Linked DNA regions of Homo sapiens: region 2 is linked to region 1. Evidence: chromatin loops called from intact Hi-C (ENCODE). Cell type or tissue: GM12878. All regions are shown on one strand.

The links. Hi-C counts contacts between places; a loop is a spot of excess contacts. Peaks named below come from ENCODE experiments on the same cell type or tissue, not always from the same donor. Only the 100,000 strongest peaks of a DNase experiment are listed, where the experiment ranks them.
Region 2: it touches region 1 in a loop (1.9-fold over the local background); 1 of 110 quality-filtered maps calls a loop at or near these places.

Annotation. Positions count from the first base shown.
Region 1 is chrX:121,303,911-121,311,910 of GRCh38, reverse strand. No RefSeq gene overlaps it. Among named protein-coding and RNA genes, the nearest start is that of MIR3672, 63 kb to the left of the region's middle. In GM12878, a CTCF peak has its summit at 3,209 (motif pointing left); DNase peaks (open chromatin) are centred at 3,460 and 4,270; H3K27ac peaks cover 295 bases.
Region 2 is chrX:121,111,387-121,119,386 of GRCh38, reverse strand. No RefSeq gene overlaps it. Among named protein-coding and RNA genes, the nearest start is that of GLUD2, 68 kb to the right of the region's middle. In GM12878, no CTCF peak of the experiment used is centred here; no DNase peak of the experiment used is centred here.

The DNA of each region.
Region 1 (8,000 bases):
GACTGCTTTCTCATTTCTCCACTTGGCATGGACATTTTTCGTCTTTCCTGACCTTCCTAACACCAGAAACCCCAACTCTGCTGATGAACAACAGTAATCAGTAAGTGATCATGGATACCGATAATATGTTATCCAGAGAAGAATGACTCTAATGATGGTGATTTTAGACATCAAAGTGAGCTAAACGGCATATGAGCCACATGGGTAGCTGGGGATTTTCTCAGGGACCAAGTAGAATGGAAGAGAAAAGAATTCAGATCCTTAGTACACCCTCGGGTCTATTTTCCTATGTTCCTGATTTAACTCTGGCCCAGAAACACTGACAAAAAGCCCTGTCCTCAGGGTTATATTAATCTCCATAATGCATACAAGTCACAGCTCTGATCTCTACTCTCCCTACCCTCATTCCCACTCATGATTCCCCACCCTCTGAATTATTGTCAAAGATCCCTGGAGAGCAGTGAGGGAAGGGGTAAATTATATGTATTTGTGTTTACATCCAAAAAATGAAATCAGTAATAGAAATCCAGACAAAGTCCTAAAACAAAATGATGGAGCAGGCAAAAACAGCCAGGCCATCATTAAATGATCATATTATGAAATGGGATTAATTTTATTCAACAATCATCTTGTAAAGGCATATTAATCAAAAGCTTCCTAAATATAAATAAAACAAGGCACAAAGAGAATGGGCAACATTTTCCCCCTATTGCTTGAGGTGTTATATTTATAATCCGTACTTCTACAGAAAAGATCCTAAAGCTGAGGGAGGCCACAAGCACATTTCCATATTCTTAGCAAACCCAGAGATAAAAAAAAGTCAAGTCAAGGACATCAATCCTGGCACTGAAATTACATCCATCTCTCAGGAAGATGACACACAAGCCAGTCAAACAGACAGAGTTGGTCAAAACGTGTCTTAAAGAGGTTGATAGAGGCTTGACATCTGAGCACAGCTCTGGAAGATAGAAGTAATTTCCCTGAAAGATAGAAAATGACTTGGAGGTTTAAAGTGATTGCAACCTCTGGAGGCAATAACAGCAGAATGTATTTGCCAAAAATGATAATGCCATCTTAAGCTGTTTAGCAAATATGAATAAAATGATGTCTTGTTCCTTTTTAAGCATTAGGTGCCAAGTCCTGAATGAAGTGCTTTTTATGTGCATTATATTGTTTAATCCTCACAACAGCCCAGAGAATATCATTATTATTTTCATTTTAAGAATGAGAAAATGGAGGCCCAAAAAAGTTAAATACCTTGCTCAATATAACATAGTAAAAGACAGAGCTGCTATTTGAACCCAGAAAGCTCTTAACCATTTGTTAGATCGCTCCTTTGGGTGATTTGGGACTCACACTCCTAGAGAGAAATTGATAACATGTCCAGAAAAGGTGACCAAGGCTGTGAGGGGACTCCAAACCATGCAATGTGTGGAAAAGTTCAAGAAACTAGAGATATTTAGCCTGGAAAAAAAAAAAAAAGACTCAGTTAGACACAAGATCCATGAACTCATGGATTATGTGTCTTTTAATCACCCATATACCCTTAATTTCTACCCTAATGCCTAACATATAGTAGGTTCTCAATAAATATTTGTTGAATAACTGGATGAATGAATTAATAGCAAAAAAAAGATGAATGCATTACTTCAGTGCTGTCTTGAGATGTACAAATGCTAATCATGTGGAAGAGATATTATTCTAATATTCTGTGTGATTCTAGGAGCAGAAGTTATAAGGTGTCAAATCTTAACTAAAAATAAGAAAGATACACTAAGAATTATTATGGTCCAGCAGGAGAATGGGGTTATCCCAAGAAATTGTAAACTTCTTGATTATAGTAGTAATTTTTTTATTGACAATGAACAGATAAGACAATTTTGTGTTTTTGTTACCCTTGTACAGATAAAAAGCAGAACAAAAAGACTTGCTGACTCACTAAAGGTTATCAAGTTGACTTTTTAGGTTCAAGCCATCATCCTTACCTTTTTTATTTTTTCTTTAGAGATGGGGTCTTGCTATTTTGCCCAGGCTGATCTCAAGCTCTTGGCCTCAAGTGATCCTCCCACCTCAGCCTTCCCAATAGTTGGGATTACAGGCATGCGCCACGGTGCCCAGCCCATTCTTACTTTTTGAGTTTAAACCACAAATTTCATTATAAATATCTAAACTCAGGCACATGTATATAAAGTGGTAGTTTGCTTGAGTTTATAAACATGATTTGGATTTGATTTTTCTACTCCAACTCTATACTTTTTCTTCTTAATTTTTATGGGTATATAGTGTGTGTATATATTTATGAGGTATATGAGACATTTTGACACAGGTATACAATGTGTAATCACATTCAACTCTATATTGAAACCTACTTAATTAGTCCTCAGAATTGCTGGCCAATAAGTTGCTAACTAACACATTTGAAAAACCAATAGATCAATGCTGCTTAAGGTAGTCCGCTTGCCCTAGTCAGTTGCTTGGAAGCAAATCTTCACGGATTACACTGCCTGTGGCCTAGTTAGGCATAATTTCTTCCTCCTGCCCAGGCCTCATGCTGGAGAGTAGGCTTCTTACTGAAATGCAAAGCTTTTCAAGGATTTCTACATGTGTTGAGAAATAAGCCATTCTGGAAAAGGGCTTTGCAGTGGGAGGCAAGGTACAGAGATAGAGTTTGGGATTTGCCCTATATTCAGCTTTTCAGAGGACACTGCGCTATTATAGTCCAAGCTCAGCCATATCAAATGTACTATTCCCTGAAGGTTGAATGAACTCCAACAGAGTTGACACACTGGTTCGCAGGAGCCTCCCTCCTCAGCAGAGAAACTATTAAGATCTACAGGCTGAAGAAGTATTCCCCACTGATAAAGTCAGTGAAATAACCACCATATTCATTAGAAAAGAACTCCTCTTACCACAGCTAGGAAACAGAAGTACAGCCTACCTGGCAAGATGTCCAACTAACAGTAATTAGCCACCTAGCTCCCAAAAGCTTCAAATCACAGTACTTGCCACAAACATGCCGCCCACTACCAAGAGAGAAGTTTCTAACAAAATGAAGTTTTTTTTTTTTAAGAGCACTTGACAAAAGGTGCTAAAATACTCAGAATAAAATCTCAAATTGGAGCTGTCAAAGACATCGGGATAAAGCACTGCAAAATACACGCCTGAATGTGCTGTGCTGCTTCAAGCCAGACCACACTGCCACCTACTGAACAAGAATGTGCATTCTCTTGGCCTCCTGTATACTGAATGCTTCCTGATATTCATTCTGAGAAATGTGGCCATTCTTTTCCCCCTTCTCAGAGCAGTTTGGCAGCAGGACAGTCAGCCCCCTCTGTGAGCCAGCAGCACCATCTTCTCTGGTGCCCACCTACCATAGGAAACTTGAAGTAACTGGATGGCAAGCCAGCACGATTAGACACTGACTCATTTGTTCCATGACAGAAGTTGGGGGAGGCAGAGTCCAAATGAATGTGAAGAGATGCACACATACTGAAAACAACTGAATCACAAGGCAACCACAGGGAAGAAACTGCTGACAAGCATTTGAAACAAGGCACCCATAACCATGAATCACTCAGCATAACAGCTGGGTACCAAATGATTTGTAAATCTAGAAGATTCAGAGATAACTTTGCAGGAACAACCTACATGAGACACAACTCTTAGTTCAGATGCCCTGCACTAAAACAACTGAAAAGCAGCAATGGGCATTGTACTAATTTCTTCCCCAACTGTTACTTGCCACCAAGCACCCACAATTAGTGCCCTAGTTTCAAACCTGAAATCACAAATTACATGGGGAAAGAGTTGCAGGCTGAGAGGCTGATACTTCCATTAGCCACTTAAGTCTTTTCCATGAAAATTGGTAAAGATAATTTCTCTTCTCACGACAGAGACAGGGAACAAGAAGAGAAAAAAGGAAAGGAGAAAAGAAAAAAAGGAGGGAATAACAGTGGCATCTCCATTTACTAAATGCATGTTATAAACCTGATACTTCTGTAGGCATTTTAATATGCCACTATTCCTAAACCACTAAACAATATGACTAGTTTTACAGAAGAGAAAACTGAGGCTCAAAACAGTAAAAGCACTTGCCCAAGATCATATCGATAATGAGAGACAGAATCTGGATTGTAAACCGGAAGTAACTGGTTATTATGAAAGAAGAGAGAGAGAGAGAAAGAAAGAAGCTACTTGGCCAGAGCTGCTGTCTGTGGTCAGATGAGCAAGTTGTTCTTTTTCTGTACCAAAATTAGGCAGAGAGCGGTAGCTTACTTGAAACCTGATCAATTTTGCTAGGCTTGTAAGTGGTGTAAATGTGGCTAGGCAAAACCAAACCAAACTTGTCAGAAGTCATATTTGTCTACCCTTCCTCTAACTGGTTTCCATGAGCATAGACACAGTATTACCTCCAACTCTTAAGAATCTGTGTTCAAGAGAGGGGTTTGGGCCATTTTCCACAGAGATGGATAATCAAAAACTCACTAATTGCCAAGTGAATCCATGGCTTACCACATTGTTGAGGTGGCAAAACTTGTCACTCCAAACAATGATGTTGTATAGTGAAAATTCAGAAAGTGTCTGAAACCTTCCAGCAATTTTCTATGATTCATAGCACTTTTGAGAATGGATAAACCAAGTTCACACGGATGCTAAGAACTGTACTAAGAACTACCTTCTCCCAAACTTTCCCTAGTACAAAGTAAACAGTTAAGCATTGCAATTATAGTCAAGTACATATCAACCTAGGATGCCAGAGCTACAAAGGAACTTGGACACCACCTAATCTGATCCTCTTATTTGAAAAATGAAAGGACTGATAACAGAAAAAAAAAATCCTTATCCAACTTCTTCTTTCTATCATTCATTCAAGAGCTCCAAAGACCCATCAAACTACTGTTGTTGAATGTGCTGGGGAATGTGAACAAAGTGAAAGACATAATCTTTGCCCTCAAGGATTTTCTGATACAGTTCAAACTGTAGATCCTTTTTATTTTATTATTTTATTTTATTTTGAGACAGAGTCTTGCTCTGTCACCCAGGATGGAGCACAGTAGTGTGATCTCGGCTCATTGAAGCCTCTGCCTCCCAGGTTCAAGCAGTCCTGTCTCAGCCTCCCAAGTAGCTGGGATTATAGTTGTGCACCACCATGCCTAACTAATTTTTGTATTTTTAGTAGAAATGGGGTTTCCTCATGTTGGCCAGGCTGGTCTCAAACTCCTGACCTCATGTGATCCACCCGCCTCAGCCTCCCAAAGTGCTGGGATTACAGGTGTGAGCCACCACACACGGCCTGTAGATCCTTTCTAAAGGACAACATTCTGTGGATCTGCCCATGATAGCATTATACTGGTGGTGTTCACTGAGTATGAAAATTGGCAACGACCAAAAGTTGCTATGAATTCAGTCATGCTCTTAAATATATTTGTATTTAAATAAAACCTGCACCTGAATCTGAAAATGGTATATATATATTTTTTTTGAGAAATTATTTAGTTTCCAAACTTTGTTTTTCTTTTTTTCAGAAAGCACCAAGGGCAATACTTTGTAGCTGCAGGTTAGAGGCAGGGAACTGCTGCTACAGAGAAAAAAACTGAAAACACTACAGCGAGATCCAACTTCATACTTTGGCAGAACTGGAAGTGACTGACTTACATGATATGTTTTAATGGATGCCAGGAAGGTTTACCTGCCCCAATATATTTTCCTTCCCACTCTTTCATATCCTTTACTTCCCTCTGCTATACTCCACACTCTCAACTTTCTGAAATTTCAAAGACCAAAGCACATATGGCTTTACAAACAATTGCTGCTCAAATCTAGCCTCTCAGAAAGGTGTACAAGCAATCACATATACTTTTACATAGGTTCCCTAGCTGAGTCTGGATAAAGGGCATTACGAAGTGGGTGAATAACAATTCACTTCTACTTGGAAAAACCTGAGAAGAGTCTGGGCAGGGTATACCAGCAGTTGGGTAGGGGTGAGGGCTTAGCAATCTGGAGACAGCATGAAGATTTACTTGATGCCTAGGAGGCAGGAGAATTACGGTAAGGAGACAAGATGAAAGAAACATTATCAAAGGTAACTTTTACTAAAATTAAAATGTTTCCTTGGATCATCTCATACTAGAGAGTGTTACAAGAGTACATCATAGAGTGGTAAGTGGTATAGTACACAAACTAATGTGGCAGAGAAGTTAAGATAATAAACAAGAGCTCATTGCATTTTGGACTATTTTGTGAAGACTTCATGGAGAAGTGGGATCTGAACTGGACCTTAAAGTATACGCAGAATTTGAAGAGGTGAGGAAAAGGTATCTCAGATTTAGACAAAATCATTAAGCAGGAGTAAACATTGGGAATAGAGGGGGAAACAATGATCAAGTCAGCTTGAATGGAACAATGAGTAGGTATTGAGAGTCATGAGAAATAAGGTTGGGGAGAGATGGTGGCACAATATCATGGCAGGTCTTGGTATCAGATGAAGGAATTCATCCTTGATGCAGGCAATGGGAGTCTTCACATGCTCTGGAACAGGTGAGTGACACAATGAAAAGAATGCATTAGTCTAACAGGAAAATGCAGGGTATTGTTATTGCACATGGGCTTCAAAGTTAAAATCCCAGCTTTTTCCATTTATTAGCTATGAAGCCATGGACAAGTTATGTATATTCTGTATGTTACTGGTTTTTAATCTCTAAAATGGTAATATTAATATATACCTCACTGAGTCATTATGAGAATCAAACTAATCTTCAAAAAGTACATTAGTACAATGCCTAGCACACAAGAGTTCATAAATAGCAGCTTTTATGCTAATAATCATATTATTATCATCATTACCAACAATAATATCAAGGGAAGCAATTAGAAAGCTATGGTAATAGTAATCTAAAATTTAGGCCTTGGTCAAGCATGGTGGCTCATGCCTGTAATTCCAGTACTTTGGGAGGCCAAGGTAAGCAGATTACTTGAAGTCAGAAACTCGAGACCAGCCTGGCCAATACCGCAAAACACTGTCTCTACTAAAAATACAAAAATTATCCAGGTGTGGTGGCACACACCTGTAATTCCAGCTACTCAGTAGGCTGAGGCATGAGAATCTCTCGAACCTGGAGGCAGAGGTTGCAGTGAGCCGAGATTGTGCCACTGCACCCCAGCCTGGGCGACAGAGCAAGACTCTGTCTCAGTACATACATACGTACATACATACATACATACATACATACATACATACATACATACATACAATTTAGGCCTAGATAATCTCCTAGACTAGCCCATTTGCCGAGGTCACAGAAAGGAGAAATTGACTCTCAAAAATATTCAAAGGAAAGATTCAACACAATTTGGGGACAGATAGAACATGAAGGGTAAAGAAGAAAGAAGTCAGAAAGAAGATTCCAGGGCATAGGAGCCATGGATAACAGCAGTACACACAAACAGCAAAAATGAAGAAAAGAATGCAAAGAGTGGGTGGTCTGGGTGGTATAAGAGATTATTATTTTTTGTAAAACATTGAGTTTGAGGAGATTTAAATATACTCAAGTGATGATATTCTGACCAATATTTGAAAATAGTGTATTAAGGTCCTTAGGACAGGAATGGAAAAGTAGATTTGAGAAGCAACTACAAGGAGTTGAAGATGGAGAGTAGATAAACTTGCCAAAACAATAAATTTACCAGGAGGAGCACAGAGAAAGGAAAACAGAGCCTTGAAGAACAACCACAATTGTGAAATAAGGTAGAAGAAAAGTGTAAGAAGTTTTTAAGAAGTGGGGAGAGAAAATAAACAGTACTTATCTTTAAGAATAGTTACACTAGAGTGCATTATAAAGGATTCAAATTAATCACAAAAGGGAATTTCCAAGCTAAGGTTGGAATGGTCTTTTAAAAAGATATGGTTATCTGCTGGAATAATTTACAGATTACTTATAATTTAAAAGGTAATTATAAACATACATTTATTCAAAAAGCATCTACTGGAGTTCTACAAAGAA
Region 2 (8,000 bases), 190 kb after region 1:
TTTTTATCCTTACATTTACACACTCTCTGTAGATAATGGACGTCTTAAAAATATACTCTCCATTCAGAGTAATCTCACTGCATTTGGTTCTGAAAAGAATACCTTCAATTCTAGTCTAATCTTCCCCTAGTTTTCCAGGACTTAGCAACCACCAGACCACTTGATAATTTTACAGATTTGTGTCCTAGGTTTCTCTAAGTTTTTCTCTTTCTAGATGGAATTCCTACTTTTAAAGTACATGTAAAATTTTGGTTAAAATGAAATTTGAAAAATGGCTTCTCAGGACATAATCCAACCTCAGTTACTTAAACAAAGCTACACACAGTAATTGCCAGCCTGTAAAGAGACCTCAGGTCCTTAATGGGAACTCTCTTCTTTTCCCTGGGTCTTTGTATTTGGAATATTTACTGTTTTACCAGAGGAAACAATGGATTCGAAAATAAAAAGGTTGTCTTATGAGCTACTTTTTAATGCTTTAAGAATTGGAATTTGCAAAATAAATTACAGTGGCGCTATTGAGAAGCTGGGAAAAACCCAACACCCTCCAGGAGTTAAAAAGTCTCTGTCCCTTCTTGAATGATCTGCTAAATAAACAGTTCTTACTGCATAACATCAGGAGACACATTACAGTTAAAGGATCCAAATAACTGCATTGAACTGATAACACATAGCTCTATAACAGGAAAAAAGTAATAAGTATGGCTGTAGAGCCCTATTTCTACCATCTCTTCTGGGGAAGATAACTTTCTATGCAAACTCATTTTTTTAATTCTACCACATTGTCTTCCTTTTCCAAACAGGATATAAAATGATTTCACAGGCATCTCTTGAGATGAGCACTGAGAAAAGTTTCCCTCGGCACAAAAACCCAGCCACCTCTTGAAGAACTCTAAAATTAGAAAGGCATTCTCTTTCATAAAAACGGAAGCAATGCTACTAACTCAGTTTGAGCAATTCCTCAAGGCCAGCATAACTACTTTTCTTCAGCCTCCTTGAGCTGTGACATTCTGTAAAATATATCAGGTTATCAAGCCTCTAATTGGCCCCTTGGAAAGATCATTTTCTTACTATTAATGTTAAGCTTTAGAACATTCAGTCCTTTCAGGAGTTCCTTATCAGAAGGCAATAGGTTCTGCTTGACTTGTTTGCCTGCACAATGCCCGCTGTGTTTTGGAAAACTGAGAATTCTTTACTCTTTCTTTTCTTTTTTTTTTTTTTTTGAGACGGAGTTTTGCTCTTGTCGCCCAGGCTAGAGTGCAATGGGGTGATCTCAGCTCACTGCAACCTCCGCCTCCCAGGTTCAAGCAATTCTATTGCCTCAGCCTCCTGAGTAGCTGAGATTACAGGCACCTGCCACTACACCCAGCTAATTTTTGTATTTTTAGTAGAGACAGAGTTTCACCACATTGGCCAGGCTGGTCTCGAACTCCTGACCTTGTGATCCACCCACCTTGGCCTCCCTAAGTCCTGGGATTACAGGGATGAGCCACCGTGATCGGCCACTCTTTAGTCTTTCAACTGGGTCATTTTAAATTTCTCTTATGTATTTAAGTTACACCCAAAAATTTGGCTGGAGAGGCAGCACTGTGCAGTGGATAAAGGGCTGACCTAGGAGTCACAAGATGGAGTTCTACTCTGAGTTTTCTATTTACCAACCACACGACCATGGAGAGTAGTTTAATACACCTGAGTTCCCTCAACTATAAAATGGGAACAATTAAAACAACAACAACCAACACCATTATATCTACTTCACAGGCTAATTGTAAGGACCAAATAAGATTATGCAATAATAATGATTACATTTGCAAAGAATTTACAGTTTACAGAAAGCTCTTTCACATTTATTAGTTCATGTAATTCTGTAGGAGCAGTTTAAAAATTATAAAGGGCTATGTTAGGCATTGTGACAATTACATGCATGAAATTTCTCTCAAATCAGCCAGGCCCAAAATCAGAGTAAACCTCTTTAACTGTTTACAGCATTTCTTCCAATTTGTATATATAACCCCATTTATTAAACTTTAATTCCTTCTAGTGTCATTTTTTCTTTTAATATATTTCTAGAAGGTAAAAACCATACCCTTCTATAAGAAGAAAGCCACATTCAAATCTGTCCATTAAAACAGCTCAGATTCTAACTTGCTCATTTATTTGCTTTGTTTTATATATTTATTGTTTTGTTTAATTGTAGCACATAAGTAGGCTTGATGATATGATTTATAAAAAAGACCGTGCCAAAAAATGTAAACCCACCTCATTGCTTCTTATGTAAGAATAACATTAATAATCATGGTAATAGTTTTATGTCAATAAGCACATTTGAAAACTGCTGTGGTAGTCATTAGTGCTGCTCCACAAATACCTACATTTCTCCTCCCTCCCAGCATTATAGTGAGATTGCATTCCAGGCCTGACCCCGAGTCCCACCCCTCAACACACACTTGTTAGGTATCTCCATGTGACTGGCTTTGGCCTACAATGCCTCAGTGGAAATGACATATGTCACTTATGGGTGGAAGCTTTAAGAGCCAATGAGCAATATATCACAAACTCTCTTCTTCCCCTCGGTCAAGGTGACCAGCAATGCTAGTAATAGCATTTGCTCTGTCAGCCTGGATCCTGGAGTGATGATGACACGAATCAGACCTTGAGGCAACCAAAAATATGTAGCAAGAACAAGAAATAAACCTTTGTTATTTTAAGCAATAAGTTTCAAAGTTGTTTGTTCCTGCAACATAATGGCCCGTCCTGAATAACATAATGGTTACAATCCTGGGCTCTAAAGTCAAAAAATCAAATTTACGTCCCAGTTTAGATGTACAATCTTTTTTTTTTTTTTTTTTTTTTTGAGACTGAGTCTCTCACTGTCGCCCAGGCTGGAGTGCAGTGGCTCGATCTCGGCTCACTGCAAGCTCCACCTCCCAGGTTCACGCCATTCTCCTGCCTCAGCCTCCCGAGTAGCTGGGACTACAGGCGCCTGGCCACCACGCCTGGCTAATTTTTTGTATTTTTAGTAGAGACAGGGTTTCACCGTGTGAGCCAGGATGGTCTCGATCTCCTGACCTTGTAATCTGCCTGCCTTGGCCTCCCAAAGTGCTGGAATTACAGGCTTGAGCCACCGCACCCGGCCTTAAATGTACAATCTTAAATAAGTTATAGAATCTCACTGAGCCTTAGTTTCCTCATTTATAAAGTGGGCAAAAAACAGTACCTACTACACAGGGTTATTTTGAGGTATGTACAGGCATACCTCATTTTTTTGTGCTTCACAAATACTGTGTTGGGTTTTTTAAAATAAATTGAAAGTTTGTGGCAACCTCACATAGAACAAGTCTATCGGCACCATTTTTCCAACAGTGTGTGCTCACTTGGTATCTCTGTGTCATATTTTGGTAATTCTCGCAATATTTCAAACTTTTCATATCTTTTATGGTGAGCTGTGATCAATGATCTTTGTTGTTACTGTTGTAATTGTTTTGGGGTGCAATGAATCAAGTCTATATAAGATGGTGAACTTAATTGATAAATGTCGTGTGTATTTTGACTGCTCCACCAACTGGCCATTCCCTCATTTCTCTCCCTTTCCTTGGCCCTCCCTGTTCCCTGAGACATAACAATATTGAAATTAAGCCAATTAATAAGTCTACAATGGCCTCTAAGTGTTCAAGTGAAAGGGCTGCACATCTCTTACTTAAATCAATGGAAAGCTGACATAGGCCAAATGCTAGGCCTCTTGTACCAAAGTTGGTCAAGTTGTGAATGCAAAGGAAAGGTTCTTGAAGAAAATTAAAAGTGCTACTCCAGTGAACACACAAATGATAGGAACACAAAACAGCCTCATTGTTCATATGGAGAAAGTATGCGTGGTCTGGATACAAACTAACCAGCCACAACATTCCCTTCAGCCAAAGCCAAATCTAGAGAAAGGCCCAAACTCTCTTCAGTTCTATGAAGGCTGAGAAAGGTGAGGAAGCTGCAGAAGAAATGTTGGAAGCTAGCAGAGGTTGCTTCATGATGATTGGGAAAGAAGCCATCTTCGTGATACAAAAGTGCAAGGTGAAGCCGCAAGTGCTGATATAAAAAGTGCAGCAAGTAATTCAGAAAATCTAGCTAAAGTAAATGCTGAAATTGGCTACACTAAACAGAAGACTTTAAATATAGACAAAACAGCCTTTCATCGGAAGAACATGCCATCTAGGACTTTTATAGCTAAAAAGGAAAAGTCAATGCCTGGCTTCAAAGCTTCAAAGGACAGGCTGACTCTCTTGTTACGGGCTAGTGCAGCTGGTGACTTTAAGCTGATGCCAAAGTTCATTTACCATTCTGAAAATCCTAGGGCCCTTAAGAATTATACTAAATCTGCCTGTGCTCTGTAAATGAAACAACAAAGCTGGGATGACAGTACATCTGTTTACAGCATGGTTTTCTGAATGTGTTAAGCCCACTGTTGATGCCTACTGCTCAAGAAAAAAGATTCCTTTGAAAATATTACTGTTTATTGAGACATGCACTTAGTCACCCAAGAGCTCTGATGGAGATGTACAAGGAGATTATTGTTGTTTTCACATCTGGTAACACAATAGCTATTCTGCAGCCCATGGACCAAGGAGTAATTTCAATTTTCAAGTCTTATTATTTAAGAAACGCATTTCATTAGGCTGTAGCTACCATAGATAGTGATTCCTCTGATGGATTTTGGCAAAGTCAATTGAAAACTTTCTGGGAAGGATTCACCACTCTAGATGCCATTAAGAACATTTGTGATTCATGGAAGGAGGTCAAAATACCAAGATTAACAGTCTGGAAGAAATTGATTCCAACACCCCACGGATGACTTTGAGGGGTTCAAGATTTCATGGGGGAAAATAACCACAGATGTGGTGGAAATGGCAAGGGAAACAGAATTAGAAGTGAAGCCTGAAGATGTGACTGAACTTCTGCAATCACATGATAAAACTTGAATGAATAAGAAGTTGCTTTTTGTGGATGAGTAAAGAAATGGTCTCTTGAGATGAAATGTACTCCTGATGAAGATGTTGTGAACATTGCTGAAATAACAAAACATTTAGAATATTACATACATTTAATTGATAAAGCAGCAGCAAGGTTTGAGAGGACCGACTTCAATTTTGAAGAAAAGTTCTACTATGAGTAAAATGTTATCAATCAGCATCTACAGAGAAAACTTTTTGAAGAGTCAATGTGGCAAACTTCATTCTTGTTTTATTTTAATAAATTACCATAGCCACCCCAACCTTCAGCGACCACCACACTGATCAGTCAGCAGCTGTCAACAATGAGGCAAGGCCCTCTGCCAGCAAAATGATTACAACTTGCTGAAGGCTCAGATAATCATTAGCATTTTTAGCAATAAAGTGTTTTTAAGACATGCACATTTTTAGATATAATGATATTACACACTTAATGGACTACAGTACAGTGTAAACATAACTTTTATATGCACCGGAAAACCAAAAACTTTGTGTGACTTGCTTTATTGTGACATTCACTTTATTAAGGTGATCTGGAACTTAACCCTCAACATCTCTGAGGTATGCCTATATGTCTATAAAAAGTGTCTGGCACACAGTAAGTGCTCAGTCAATATTTATCATATGAGTCCCATAATAATCTTGTATGGCAAAAAATACTTACCCTTCCGATATAAAGATAAAAACTAGAAGCCAACAAAGAAAATAGAAGTCAACATGCCAAGTTTACATACTTGTACTATCCATATTATAACTGCATATTAGATATTCAGAAGAAATAAACCTTTCCTGGTGCTAAGGCTGAAAGAAAACTATTCTCTGTAGATTTTAATACAGAGACACTAACTAGAGAAGTAAAACTCCTCTCAGCCTACCATTCTGTGGATCTGTTTCATCAGAATTACCAGGAGTGTTTGTTAACAATACATATTCCCAGGTAATACCTCAGATCTGTAGTTTACAAACACTTCAGATAATTTTGCTGTGCAATGAGGCCTTGGAAACACAAAATTTTGATAAAACAAATCAAAGAAGACCTAAATAAATGGAGAGACATAAAATTTTCTTGGATTTAAAGACTCCACAAAAGGTCTTTAGGTGAAAGAGTGTTTAGATGTCTCCTAAGAAATAAATTTAATGAAATCCCACTAGGTCTTTTGTAAATATAGACAAGCTGATTCTAAAATTATGTGAAAAGGCAAAGGACTAAAATAGCCAAAGATATTTTGGAGAAAAAACACATTTAGAAGACTCATAGAACCCAAATTTAAGACACGCTATAAAACTAAAATATTAGCCGGGCGCAGTGGCTCATGCCTGTTATCCCAGCACTTGGAGGCCGAGGCAGGAAGATCACGAGGTCAGGAGATCAAGACCATCCTAGTTAACATAGTGAAACCCCGTGTCTACTAAAAATACAAAAAATTAGCCAGGCCTGGTGGTGGGCACCTGTAGTCCCAGCTATTCAGGAGGCTGAGGCAGGAGAACGGCATGAACCCAGGAGGCAGAGTTTGAAGTGAGCCGAGATCGCACCACTGCACTCCAGCCTGGGGACAGAGCAAGACTCTCTCCAAAAAAAAAGAAAAAAGAAAAAAGAAAAAAACACTAAAATATTAAGATTGACTGGTATTGGCAAAAAGATAAATATATAGCTCAATGAAAGACAACAGATAATCCAGAATTAGATTCATGTGCATATGGTAAATTGATTTTAACAAAGGTGAAGATTCCATTTAATGGGGACAATATTGTCTTTTCAAAATAATGATGCTGACAGAGTCTCAAAGAGATATTTGTACTCCTATGTTCATAGCAGAATCATTTGCAATAGCTAAAAGGTAGAAGCAACCCACGTGTCTATTGATAGATGAATGGATAAACAAAATGTGATATATTCATACAATATTATTTTAAGGGTGAATATTATTCAGCCTCAAAAAGGAAGGAAATTCTGACACATGCTGCAATATGGATGAACCTTGAGAACATTACATTAAGTAAAATAAACCAGTCAGAAAAAGACAAATATTGTATAATTCCACTTATAAGAGGTATCTAAAGAAGCCAAATTCATAGAAACAGAAAGCAGAATGCTGGTTGCCAAGAGCTGGTAGACAAGGTGAAATGGGGAGTTGTTGTTTAAAGGGTATAGAGTTTCAGTTTTGCAAGATGAAAAAGTTCTAGAAATTGGTCACACAATAATGTGAATATAATTAATACTACTGGACTGTATACTTAGAAATGGTTAAAACAGTAAATTTTATGTTATATGTTTTTCCCACAATGTAAGATTTTTTAATAAAGGTAAATGGTGCCAGAAAAACTACAGAGAAAGTAGATTAGTGGTTTCCTAGAGCAGGTTTAGGGGTCAATGGAGATAACAGTAAATATATATAGACGTGATCATATTGGGGTGATAAAAAAGGTTCTAAAACTGATTCATGATGATGGTTGCAGAACTTGGTAAATTTGGTTCTAAAATATCATTGAATTGTATGCTTTAAAAGAGCAAATTACATGATATGCAAAATATGCCTCAATAAAGTTATTAAAATTATTCAAGGGACACTATTCCTAAGTAATTTTATATCTGTTTTGTGTTATTATAAATTATTCTTAGATATGATACCAAAAATATAATCTATAAAAGAAAGTCTACTTTATTGAATTTAAAGTTGATAGAAGAGTCTTTGGCAAAACACACTATTAAGATAATAAAAAGATAAGCTACAAACTAAGATAAAAAGTGCAAATCACGGCTGGGCGTGGTGGCTCACACCTGTAATTCCAGCACTTTGGGAGGCCGAGGCAGGCGGATCACAAGGTCAGGAGATCGAGACCATCATGGCTAACACAGTGAAACCCTGTCTCTACTAAAAGTACAAAAAAAAAAAAATAGCCGGGAGTGGTGGCAGGCGCCTGTAGTACCAGCTACTCAGGGAGGCTGAGGCAGGAGAATGATGTGAACCTGGGAAGCGGAATTTGTAGTGAGCTCAGATCGTGCCA